2 separate regions of the Homo sapiens genome follow, and region 2 is linked to region 1. A link is a loop called in an ENCODE intact Hi-C map of the cell type or tissue named here. Cell type or tissue: endothelial cell of umbilical vein. All regions are shown on one strand. Each heading gives the region's core, and the rest is flanking DNA. Links, peaks and the distances in the headings are about the cores only. Region 1 overlaps LOC107985714 (a long non-coding RNA gene). Region 2 overlaps DIAPH2 (diaphanous related formin 2).

Region 1 (5,393 bases), core at 139-5,138:
AGCCATGAAGAAGGAAGGCAGCCAAATCAATAGTGTCACATCTGAGGTCAATGGGTGACAGATGTCACTGTCAGACACACAAACTGATCATTTGCCTGCTCTTTAGTTTTCCCAGAGAGGGACTTCTAATGAACCCACACGGACTTCAAGGAGTTTTCTCTTTGGAAAGGATCATGGTTTTTCCATAAGAATGCCAAAAGAATTAATCTTTTGTCACTTGTGTTTATTTCTCAAGAGGCTTTTAGTCATTGCTGCTCCACAGCTCTAAGTGACAATAGTGCACAGGATACATTTACTTTTTTTTTTTTAAGGGGAAGCCAGCCTTCAAAACAGTAACATCCTGGACATTTTCCAGAAAGAGAGATTACAAAACTCACACCTGTGGCACTAACAGACATCAGTGTCTCTCTAGTGGTTGCCTGCCAACTTAACTCACCAAATAAACAGGAAGGGAATCTCTCAAGCCTTTATACATGTAGCCAGGACATTGGCTTTTAAATGATGAGACAAGAAATACTAAATAATACCTTTTATTAGCGGAACATAGCTAAAGTCTCAGAAAATTGTAAAGATTATTTTGAGTGTTGTTGGCACCTGAGGCTTGAATTCTGGGAGTTTTGCAAATTCTGCTTGAAGCTAAAGAGACTCTTATTTCAGGTCAGCCAGTGTGGTTATATTGACACATCTAAGGTTTTGTCTGTTCAGTCACATACTCAACAGGTTAAATTGATGGCTCGGTCATTCATTCAAATGTCTGAGGGGACTAAGTCCTGCTGTGCTATGGCAGCTTTAAATATTGATTCAGATACTTAACTCTTCCAAACTATTGTTTTCCATTAATGAATTTGTGTTATTTCCATACATAATAAACGTTACATATCTGATTATGAACAACAGCATCTCTATAAATCACAAAGTTCCCTCGTTTATGGAAAGAAAGGTTGCTAGGATGCTAGTTCCAATAACCAGAATAGCGTGCACATTTAAATATAATTAAGATAGAAAAGTTCAGAGATATGGGGGTGGACATTAGGTCTCATTCCCATTGTTCAACAAAGGATTATTGGCAACTGTCATGCACAAGGAAGGCTGCTGCTGTGCTATGGTAAGTTCCCGCAATTAAGGAGTTGTGAGGGAAAATAACCAGAGGAAAGATAATGATGAGGGGAAATAAGATACAAAAACTATTATAAATGGGACGAGTAAGACTTGAAACTTGTTGCATTTAAACTGGGCCTCAAAATACGTGTAGGAGTTCTGCCTCAAAACATAGGTAAAAATAAGAGGTTGGATGGTCCTGGTAGAGAGTATTATAAAAGCAATGGCAGTGGAAAAGGACAGATAGGAGCACCTGTGTGGGGGTGAGGAGGGGATGGGATGAGGGGTATATTAAATGTGTGTGTGTTTAGCTGAAACATAAGTACTAGCAAGGGAGTTGTTAGGGACAGGTGAAACTCAAATGATGAACTGCAGCCAAATCATGGAGGGCTTTGAATGCTAGATTAAAGAGAGAGTTGGCAGACAATGGGGAGACACCAAAGGCTTTTGAGGAGGAGAGTGATATTCGTTTAATGAATTAGAAGATGTATCTGGTAGTGATGTGGAGGGTGATGGGAGTTTAATGAAGACTAAGGCAGGAAGACTACTACCTGGTTGTCGTTGCAGAGAAAATATCATGGAAAAAAAATTGAAATGTAATCCCACAGCAATTAAAGTAGAACCTGAACTCCTAACATGCAAATGTCACTATCACCTCTTCCTATTTAGTATCCTCTATGTAGATGACTTATGAAGACCTAAATCAAAAACATAATGCTTTGCCAGGTTATTCTTTAGAATACAAAAGAGATCAATCAAATTCATAAAAAGCACAATTTTATTGTATATGTTTTACTGCTTGGATCGTCAATAACAGAGGGCATATAAAAAAACAAAATCAAGCATCTTTACTAGACTATGTAAAAGACACATGTGGTATCTTCCAAACATAAAAAAAAAAAATTTCAGACTTCAAAGCTAGCATTCTTCTATGACTCAGGTCATGAATAAAAACAGAAAAATAGTCCTAAGTACTGCTGTCCCACTTTATTTGATGGAGGCATTTTAGCTAAACTCTAAAGCTTGCTCTTGAATTAAAAAAAAATGAAATGAAAAAGAAAAAAGAGAGGCAGGAAATGTATTTCCATTGTTGTTCAGCAAAGCAGCTACACAATGCTGAAGGAAAAAAAAAGAATGACTTTAATATAAAAGTCTTGGATTCCGGCAAGCTTTGGATTATTCATACTGTTTGGCTCTGAGGGTCACAGAGGGAACCATATGTCAGTAGCAGCATGCTGGATGCCATTTTTTTCAGGCCTAAACAAAAATATCACAAATAATTACTTTGAAGTTGTCTTTTTCCCTTTTCCCTTTTGCTCCTCAGCTGATGTCTTTTTTTCATTTTCATTTTTTTTGTCCTTACCAATTAGGTAAATATGAAGTATATGATTAGTCAACAGAATATATTTTCAGAATGTAGTTCTTAGAAGTGATCATTTAACAGGCAACATGGTATATAAAAATAAAGAGTAAGGAGAGGAAAATAGCATCGTTTTAAACTTCTGGCATCTTAGTATGTTTATTTAATGGCATCCACTTTAAGAATCAAACATTATCATTGTCTTTTGCTTTCCTGTTATGGTTTTCAGCTCAACAAATTCCAGCTTCCTGATTTTGTCATACTAGGAATTCTGCTGCACTCACTCATCAGATCTATTTTTGGCATATGTATCCTGTTCTCCATCTCTAAGGGCATATTATCAAATTCTTCAAACTGACTCAGGGTGTCTGGTGATTTCTCAGACAGTTTGAGCGACTCAATAGGACACAATCATTCCATTAACCGTGCTATAGAACAAAAAACAAGTTATATCCTTATTTTCTGTCTGGAGGTTAGCATTGCCATATTACTATGTCCATATTTTCTTCTGTGGATGTTTAACTATATTTTCAATGTTCATTAGAACTGTTCCCCCAAATTATTAAATTCCCAGGGTTAATGCTCTTTTTATATAAAAAGAAGCCAGATATCCTTCATAACAGATCAAGGGCACTGCCTCTGTGACAACAAGGCCTACCCTTTTTGTTGGGTTTTCCAGTAGTGGGAACGGGTTGTACTTGGTGGTCCCGTATGCCTCAAGAAATTTTGCACATATGTCCAAATGCTAAAACATGCGATCTCTTATCCAAACAGAAATACAATTGCATTTATTATTTTTAGTCATATAAATTTATTCAACAAACATTTGCTGAGCACCTACTGAATACAACAGATTGATAGGCATACTGTAGAGAGGATACAATGATGCATGGGGCACGGCCCCTGCTCTCAAGAAACTTCTAATTTTTAGAGCATGAAGTGGGTGATAGTATAAGGTGAGCGTACAAGTAACTATAACACAAGGTAGAATATGATGAGGACAATTAAGAAAATGTTCTAGAGGAGGGCAGATCATAAATGGTGGCTAGATCAGAAAAGGATTCAGGAAGAAGTAGCAGTGGAACTATGGAGTTTAATGGAGAGCATCTCAACAGGCAGAGATAAGAGACGAAATGATCTAGGTAAAGGAAATAGCATACACATAGGCATGGAGGCAAGAAAACACATGGCAAGATTGGAGAAAGGCAAGGGATTCAGTCTGATGGACCATAGAATGTACATGCTTTGGTGGTAGACAATATAAAACTGTAAGAGTGGGTTGAGGCCATATCATGGAGGACCTCAGCTAGACTGAGAAGTTCAGGGTTTATTTAGCGCACAATGGGGAGGTAATAAAAGCCTCCAAGAAGGAGAATGACTTACTGACTGTATTTATTTCTGCATCTGTTTATTTTCACCTCTCCACATTTCAAAAGGAATTTGAGGCAACTAACAAAAATACAATGTAATAGAATAAAAATATGTAAAGAGTCCAAGATGAATGGTTAAAATAATAATAAGATAGTCAAATGACATCAGGAGTAGGTTGTGTACAAAAATTTTTAAAGAAGATCCTGCACAATTATTAACAGTAAAGGATAGAGTCAGCTCTGAGTTTCTAATTCACCAAAGCAGAGACGGAGATGTAGTATGTGGACTAATGACACAATCAAAACTGTACTTCATGAAAGTCAATCTGGCAGTGGCAGGGAGGAGGAACTGGAGTGTGGACAAGGTAAGAGAAGGGTAGACTGTTCAGAAAGTTATTACAATAGCAAGAACCTTAACAAGGGTGATGACAGGAAACTTTCTTACAGCATTTAGTTTATCTTAACAGAAGTCTAGCAAAGAGGATAAACTCATATCTTATTGGTCCAAAGCATGTTGCAAATGACAAACCCGAAAGAGGTATAAAACTCATTGGTGCTATTTTCTGTCTGCTACAGATGTTTTCCCTAGGGTGCGTATGTTGCACAATTAATATCTTTTAAGAGATTCTTCCCTGACTGTCCCCAGGCAGTTGGCAGGTTAAAGTCCTTTGTGTCCTCTGTGTGCAACAATGACATCTTGAACAGTTAGACTGTGTGGTACCTTTCAGAGTGGACTACTCTTTTGCAGTCTGAACACTGGTTAGCCATTTAAGAATAAATGTTCAGTTAATAACCAGTTTCTTTCAAAATAAATAAAGACTAAGCTTTTTTACCCCTTTTGTAGTGTTCACTTTCAGTATGATGATATGTGATGCTAGCAGCAGGAAAAAGAGATAGCTTGCAAAGGCAACTGCAGCTCCAAAATCACAAAAAAGGAAGTCAAAGTAGTAATGATACACATTCATTTCATTTTAGAACGCCTGGCCAAGGCAGCAAGATCTACTTTAACAACAGCAGTTGTATCCTGTGGTGAAAGTACGTTACTCCCTGCTGAGTCTAAATTATTCAGAAGCAGGGGTAAGTAGAGAGGCGGAGTCATTATCTCTACTGATGGGGGCATGTTAAGCTTTCCAAGCAAGGTATCATTCAAAGCATACACACACACACACACACACACACACACACACACACACACACACACAGATTCAAACATATATACATGTGTTTCAAAGTATATTCTATATTTTCAGCTACACTTTTGTCATCATATACTGCCAGAAGGACCCTCTCTTATTTAATCTTCACCTTCCTCCTGAATTACTCCATGGTTCCATTCTTCTTCTTTCCTTTCTTCCCACCACTTATCCTTCTGACCAAATAGCCTGCAAAAGGAATAGCTTTCAAATGGCTCTAATATCCCTACAGCTCTTTATTTCTGGTTAGCCACTGATCAGATGCTTTTATTTTTTTGTTGTGTAATATGAGACAGAAAGAAAGAGAATGTCACAGAGAGAGACAGAGAGAGAATGACACACAGAGAGCAAGAGAGAGAGAGAGAGAAGTAA
Region 2 (5,393 bases), core at 307-5,306, 470 kb after region 1:
AAACAGCTAGAAAGAATGCACATTTCCTACTTTGTAAGGAACTCCTAAAAATGGATGAGAGGCATGAAACATAGTAGGATTTTTGCAGTAAGACTGATAGAATAAACGCAGCCAGAGAGAAAGATGGAATGTCTTCTTTGGTGTTTCTAAGGCAATTGTAATCTATCACAACATTGAAGTCAAAACCACTCAGAGGTAGAACTGGTAAACTGATGCATTCAAACTTTCTATGAGTCACATGAAATAAATGATCAGTGACTGTCAGGCTTCGAAGGTTTATGCACAAATGTCTGAAAATGGTAGTGTTACGTCAAATAGATATTTTATAATTGGTCAGAGATATCTCATGGATTAATCTACTATGATGAATAGTTTCCAAGGACATTCAAATGCCCAAAGCTATTGTGTTTGCTTTCATGTAGAGAAACCTGAGTGGACGTATATGTTTTTATGGATCTAAGACCAAGTCAGTTGTAGTGTACACAAATCCACGTATATATTATACATGTTTATATATTTTTTAGTGGGTATATATATTGACAGTGAAACTGTTTATGATGTTTATTTAGCCGAACAAATTTTCCTTTTAAGATGCGGAAAATACTAAGGTTTACTTGGTTACTGTTTATGCAGATTTGATCCATGGACTGAATATGTGATACTGTTTATGTTGGGCTACATACTGGTTTTAATCACATGGAACTCTTTCTTTCCTTAAGTGTATGCAACTAAAATTTGGTTTTAGTTGCATTAAAAAACATTACAGTAGCAATATTGGTGTTTAAGTGAGATGTTTTCCTATTTTAAAAAAAACAAACCAAAACCCACCACTCAAGATAACATTTAAAGTCTCCTCAACCTTTTGAATTAGTTGTTTCACATGTTATAATTTTACCAAATTTCTGAATTCCCCCAAGAAACCCTGAACTATCATTCATTTTATTTGATGTTCCAGTGATTCAGGTTGTAGTTTGAGATTACACATGGGAATAGAACACCATTAGAGGGAAATAAAATCCTTTGTACAGAACACATAACCCTCTATACTAGCCTTTAGCACTGCACAAACAGTGATAAAGGGATGACATGACTAATATTGGACTCCTTCACATGAGACCAATTGCCTTTACAGCTTATGGGATTCAGTATAGAAGTTTCTAATTTTAGCTTTAACTCTTTTGAAAGAGATGTTAATTTGGATAATCTAATCATTGATGGACATGCAGTCACTATTTTCTATTATATCTTCATTGTATATAGCATACTGAACTCATCTGTTCATTACATCTTTGGTTTTACATTATATTTAAGTGAAATGTAACTAAATAATTCAGAGTCTGAATCTCAAATTTATGGGAGAAAGGTTGAGGTTTTGGGAAACTGTGAAATGTTGTCCTTTATAAGAATCTATGAGGGAGCACAGTCTTATTCCCTCCTTCAATAGGTACATTTATAGAAAATTTTCCTCGTTTTGCTTTGCCCTGAAGAGCTAGAGAGGGGAGAATCTTGCTTTCTCTTAGATTTAGGGTTAATTGAATCTTCTGATACCTTCATTAAATGTAAGATTTTCTTTCCTTTGATCATGCTGATCAGTATAAGTGGGTCCTTTAAAAATAATGACCTTAGAAGTTCTAAAGGCTTGAGATAGGTTTCTGTTTTAAAACTTCAATATATTTTTGATATAATTCTGTCAGGATTATACATGAACTAAAAATTCTCTCCCCCTCACCATTATAATTTCCATATCTATTCTGATGTGAATTGGCCAGCACTAAATACAATTAGAATTAAGTATACACAAAATTGGATAGTGACCAGTTAAAACACATGAGGTTGGCTGGGCGCGGTGGCTCACGCCTGTAATCCCAGCGCTTTGGGAGGCCGAAGCAGGCGGATCATGAGGTCAGGAGATCGAGACCATCCTGGCTAACACGATGAAACCCCATCTCCACTAAAAATACAAAAAATTAGCCGGGTGTGGCGGCAGGCGCCTGTAGTCCCAGCTACTCGGGAGGCTGAGGCAGGAGAATGGGGTGAACCCGGGAGGCGGAGCTTGCAGTCAGCCGAGATGGTGCCACTGCACTCCAGCCTGGGAGGCAGCGAGACTCCGTCTCAAAAAACAAAAAAAAGAGGTAATATGAGTACCAAATATTTAAATTATAAAGTCTGGCCTCAAACTCTTGGGCTCAAATGATGCCCCTGTTTCAGCCTCCCGAATAGCTGAGATGACAGGCATGACACTGTGCCCCAGTCTTATTTTTAAACAAGTCAATAGAGTAAGTTTAGTATAATTTTAGTCATCTGCATGTTTTGTAAAAATTAATATAATTTTCATTAAGTGATTAAAAGTTGTGTTAATACTGTGGAAAAGGATTCTTTAATTTATGCCTAAAATTCATACTGCATTTTGGACTAGAAGATTCAAACAACATTCAGATTTTTGGTTTTTAACATTTTCCAAAAATTTCTTAATGGCTTTATTGTGATGTTTTATATACATTATTTCATTTAATAGTCACAAAGACTTCATGGGGTATAGGTAGTATTCTCATCCCTATTTTGAAAATGCAAAAACAAGCTTAGAAAATTTACGTATATTATCAAAAGTAACACAACTAGAATATGTAGAGATGAGATTAGAACCTAGATCTGTTTTCCTCTAAAGCTTATGCATTTAGCCATGCAGCTATGTGGCCCCACAGCATAATCCAATGATGGATGATGGAATATTTTCTTTATTTTTGGGTGAACTTGGAAAAAAGTCTTTAATTTTTAGCTTTTTGAGCAGCGTAACAGATATTAGCCTCCCTGATAGATACAGCCAAACCTTTTTTACATAGGGTTGGAAGATGCTGTCTCACTGTGATTCAGACCTCTTGTTCCCAATATAAGCTTCCTGGCTTCCTTTTTAGTCTCCAGATATAATCTTGGCTGCTGGTTCACTCAAACATTAATCTTCCTGACTGGTCTATTGTTTTTGTTTGGGTGGTTCATTTGTTCCACTTGGTCTCCTGACATGTGACCACAAATGTCAACTTGGATGTGTAGCATGTTAAGACAGTTCTTTAACTTAGGTAACTTATAACACAAAATCACCAATATGTTAATACCTTAAAAAGTGAGATCGTGGACTTACATAGCCCATCCAAAAAGAAATAGTATAAGCTACATTTTGGCCCTATTCTTTCTGATAAACTACCTTACCTAAATGTTGACTGAAAATTTTAGCTGAAGTCTCCAGTTATCTGTCCTTAACAGTATTTTGTAGATTTCTTATGATGCTCAGGACTTTACTTATCCTATCTAAATAAATGAACTAAGCTGTTAAATAATGAAACGTATGTTTGTCTGTCTAGGCATAGATATGTAGATATAAACCGTTCTGTAACACCACTAATTCTTCTTAAGCAAGGTATTAGAGCTATTAGCTAGATGTTATAGAAAATTGTGTACCGGTCCTCTTTTAGTAATTTCTAAGGATGTGGTTGAAATAAGCATGTGCTTAAGAGTCAGATATGGATTTGAGGCCTAGAACTGCTACTTACTTGTTGAGTGATGTTTGGGAAGTCACTTAACTACTTTGCTTCTCAGTTTCTTTACCTAGAAACAATTTTCAGAATGGCTAAACTTAAAAAGACTGACAAGGATTTGGGGCAATTAGAACTGTGATATTTTGCTGAAGGAGTGCCAAATAGCCACTTTGGAAAGCAGTTTTTAAACCGTTAAACATCTACTTACCATAAGACCCAGCTGTTCCACTCCTAGATATTTTTTTAACAGAAATGAAAGCATGCTTACACAGATAACTTACATGTCAATGTTTGTATCAGCTCTATTCATAATCATCAAAACCTGGGGACAACTGAAATACTCATCAAATAATTAATAGATAAACAAATTGTGGTATATTCATACAGTAACAAGGAATGGAATACTAATACATGCAACGAAATGGTTGAATATCATAGTATTCATGCTAAGTAAAAGAAGCCAAACACAAAATTTGAAAACTGTACAATTCTTTTATAATTATATTCTGGCAAGCACAAAACTATAGGGACCCAAATCAGATAAGTAGTTGCCAGGATGCTGGGAGTAGGGAAAAGGGATTGACTGCAAAGGGGAATAAGGGAATATTTTAGGGTGATGAAAACGTTTTATATCTTATTTGTATTGGTGGTTACATGACTATACATTTGTTAAAATGATAAATTTTACTATATATAAATCATACCTCAGTAAAAAGGAAAGAAAAAATAACTCATGTTTGGGTTGGTTATGAAAATTATTAAGAGTAATTTTCCTCCGTTTTTCCTTCTGTTTGGTTCTTCATTATTCTCTGCCTGTTCTATGTCCCTCATAAATGTAAGGTCCATGAGAAATGTCAGTTTCTTATTTCAGGGCTGAGATAGTACAGAAAAATTTATGTCTTTGTCTGTAATCTCTGAGTAAGATTTTAAATCAGGTCATCAACTGTATTCTTATCATTCTAGATGTTCCAGTTAGTACTAAATAATTCAGAGCTGGAATTTGCATACTCCATGAAATATACCAAATATATCTGTTTCAACTGGATTCCTTTTTTTTGTTTGTTTGTTTTTTTTGAGACCGAGTCTTGCTCTGTGGCCCAGGCTGGAGTGCAGTGGCGCGATTTCAGCTCACTGCAACCTCCGTCTCCTGGGTTCACGCCATTCTCCTGCCTCAGCCTCTCCAAGCAGCTGGGACTACAGGCGCCCGCCACCACGCCCAGCTAATTTTTGGTATTTTTAGTAGAGTCAGGGTTTCACCGTGTTAGCCAGGATGGTCTCGATCTCCTGACCTCGTGATCCGCCCGCCTCGGCCTCCCAAAGTGCTGGGATTACAGGCGTGAGCCACCGCTCCCGGCCCTCAACTGGATTCCTGATCTGTGTTCTGCGGCACTGGGAGGGCACAGTATGGTTGGGAGGGCATGTAAAGCAGCCTTGAGTTCTGAGCCTGAGTCTTGCCTGAGAAAGGCTTCCCCTGCTTCTCAGCAATCCATTGTTCCCTGCCAGTGGTTCTCAAACTTGAGCAAGCATCAGATTCACCAGGAGAATTAGTTAAAACATACACTTCTATCTTCCTCCCAGCTACTGATTCAGTAGGTCTGAGGTAGGGCACAAGCATTTTGATTTCTAACAAGTTCCCAGATGATGTCAATGCTGCTGATTTGGAGTGCACACTTTGAGAACCCTTGATTTATGCTTACTTCTAGTGTTTCAATGTCAGAATTTCTGCCCACATGCTCACATACAGGAGCCAACATTTTGTTTTTAAACTGCCTCCTCATTTCATGACCACTTTTGTATTGGCTGAAATCAGTATACTCTATGTATATGAGAAAGGGAGGCTGGGGGAGGGGGGTGGAGGAGAAA

What was found. Peaks named below come from ENCODE experiments on the same cell type or tissue, not always from the same donor. Only the 100,000 strongest peaks of a DNase experiment are listed, where the experiment ranks them.
Region 2: a loop joins it to region 1, with 7 times the contacts of the local background. A loop is called at or near these places in 1 of 110 quality-filtered maps.

Annotation. Positions count from the first base shown.
Region 1 is chrX:96,433,555-96,438,947 of GRCh38, forward strand. All of the region lies in intron 2 of LOC107985714 (a long non-coding RNA gene), which reads right to left. Among named protein-coding and RNA genes, the nearest start is that of DIAPH2, 250 kb to the right of the region's middle. In endothelial cell of umbilical vein, for the core only: no CTCF peak of the experiment used is centred there; DNase peaks (open chromatin) are centred at 2,257 and 2,757; H3K27ac peaks cover 2,959 bases.
Region 2 is chrX:96,904,013-96,909,405 of GRCh38, forward strand. All of the region lies in intron 5 of DIAPH2 (diaphanous related formin 2), which reads left to right. Among named protein-coding and RNA genes, the nearest start is that of RPA4, 23 kb to the left of the region's middle. In endothelial cell of umbilical vein, for the core only: no CTCF peak of the experiment used is centred there; a DNase peak (open chromatin) is centred at 2,969; H3K27ac peaks cover 3,355 bases.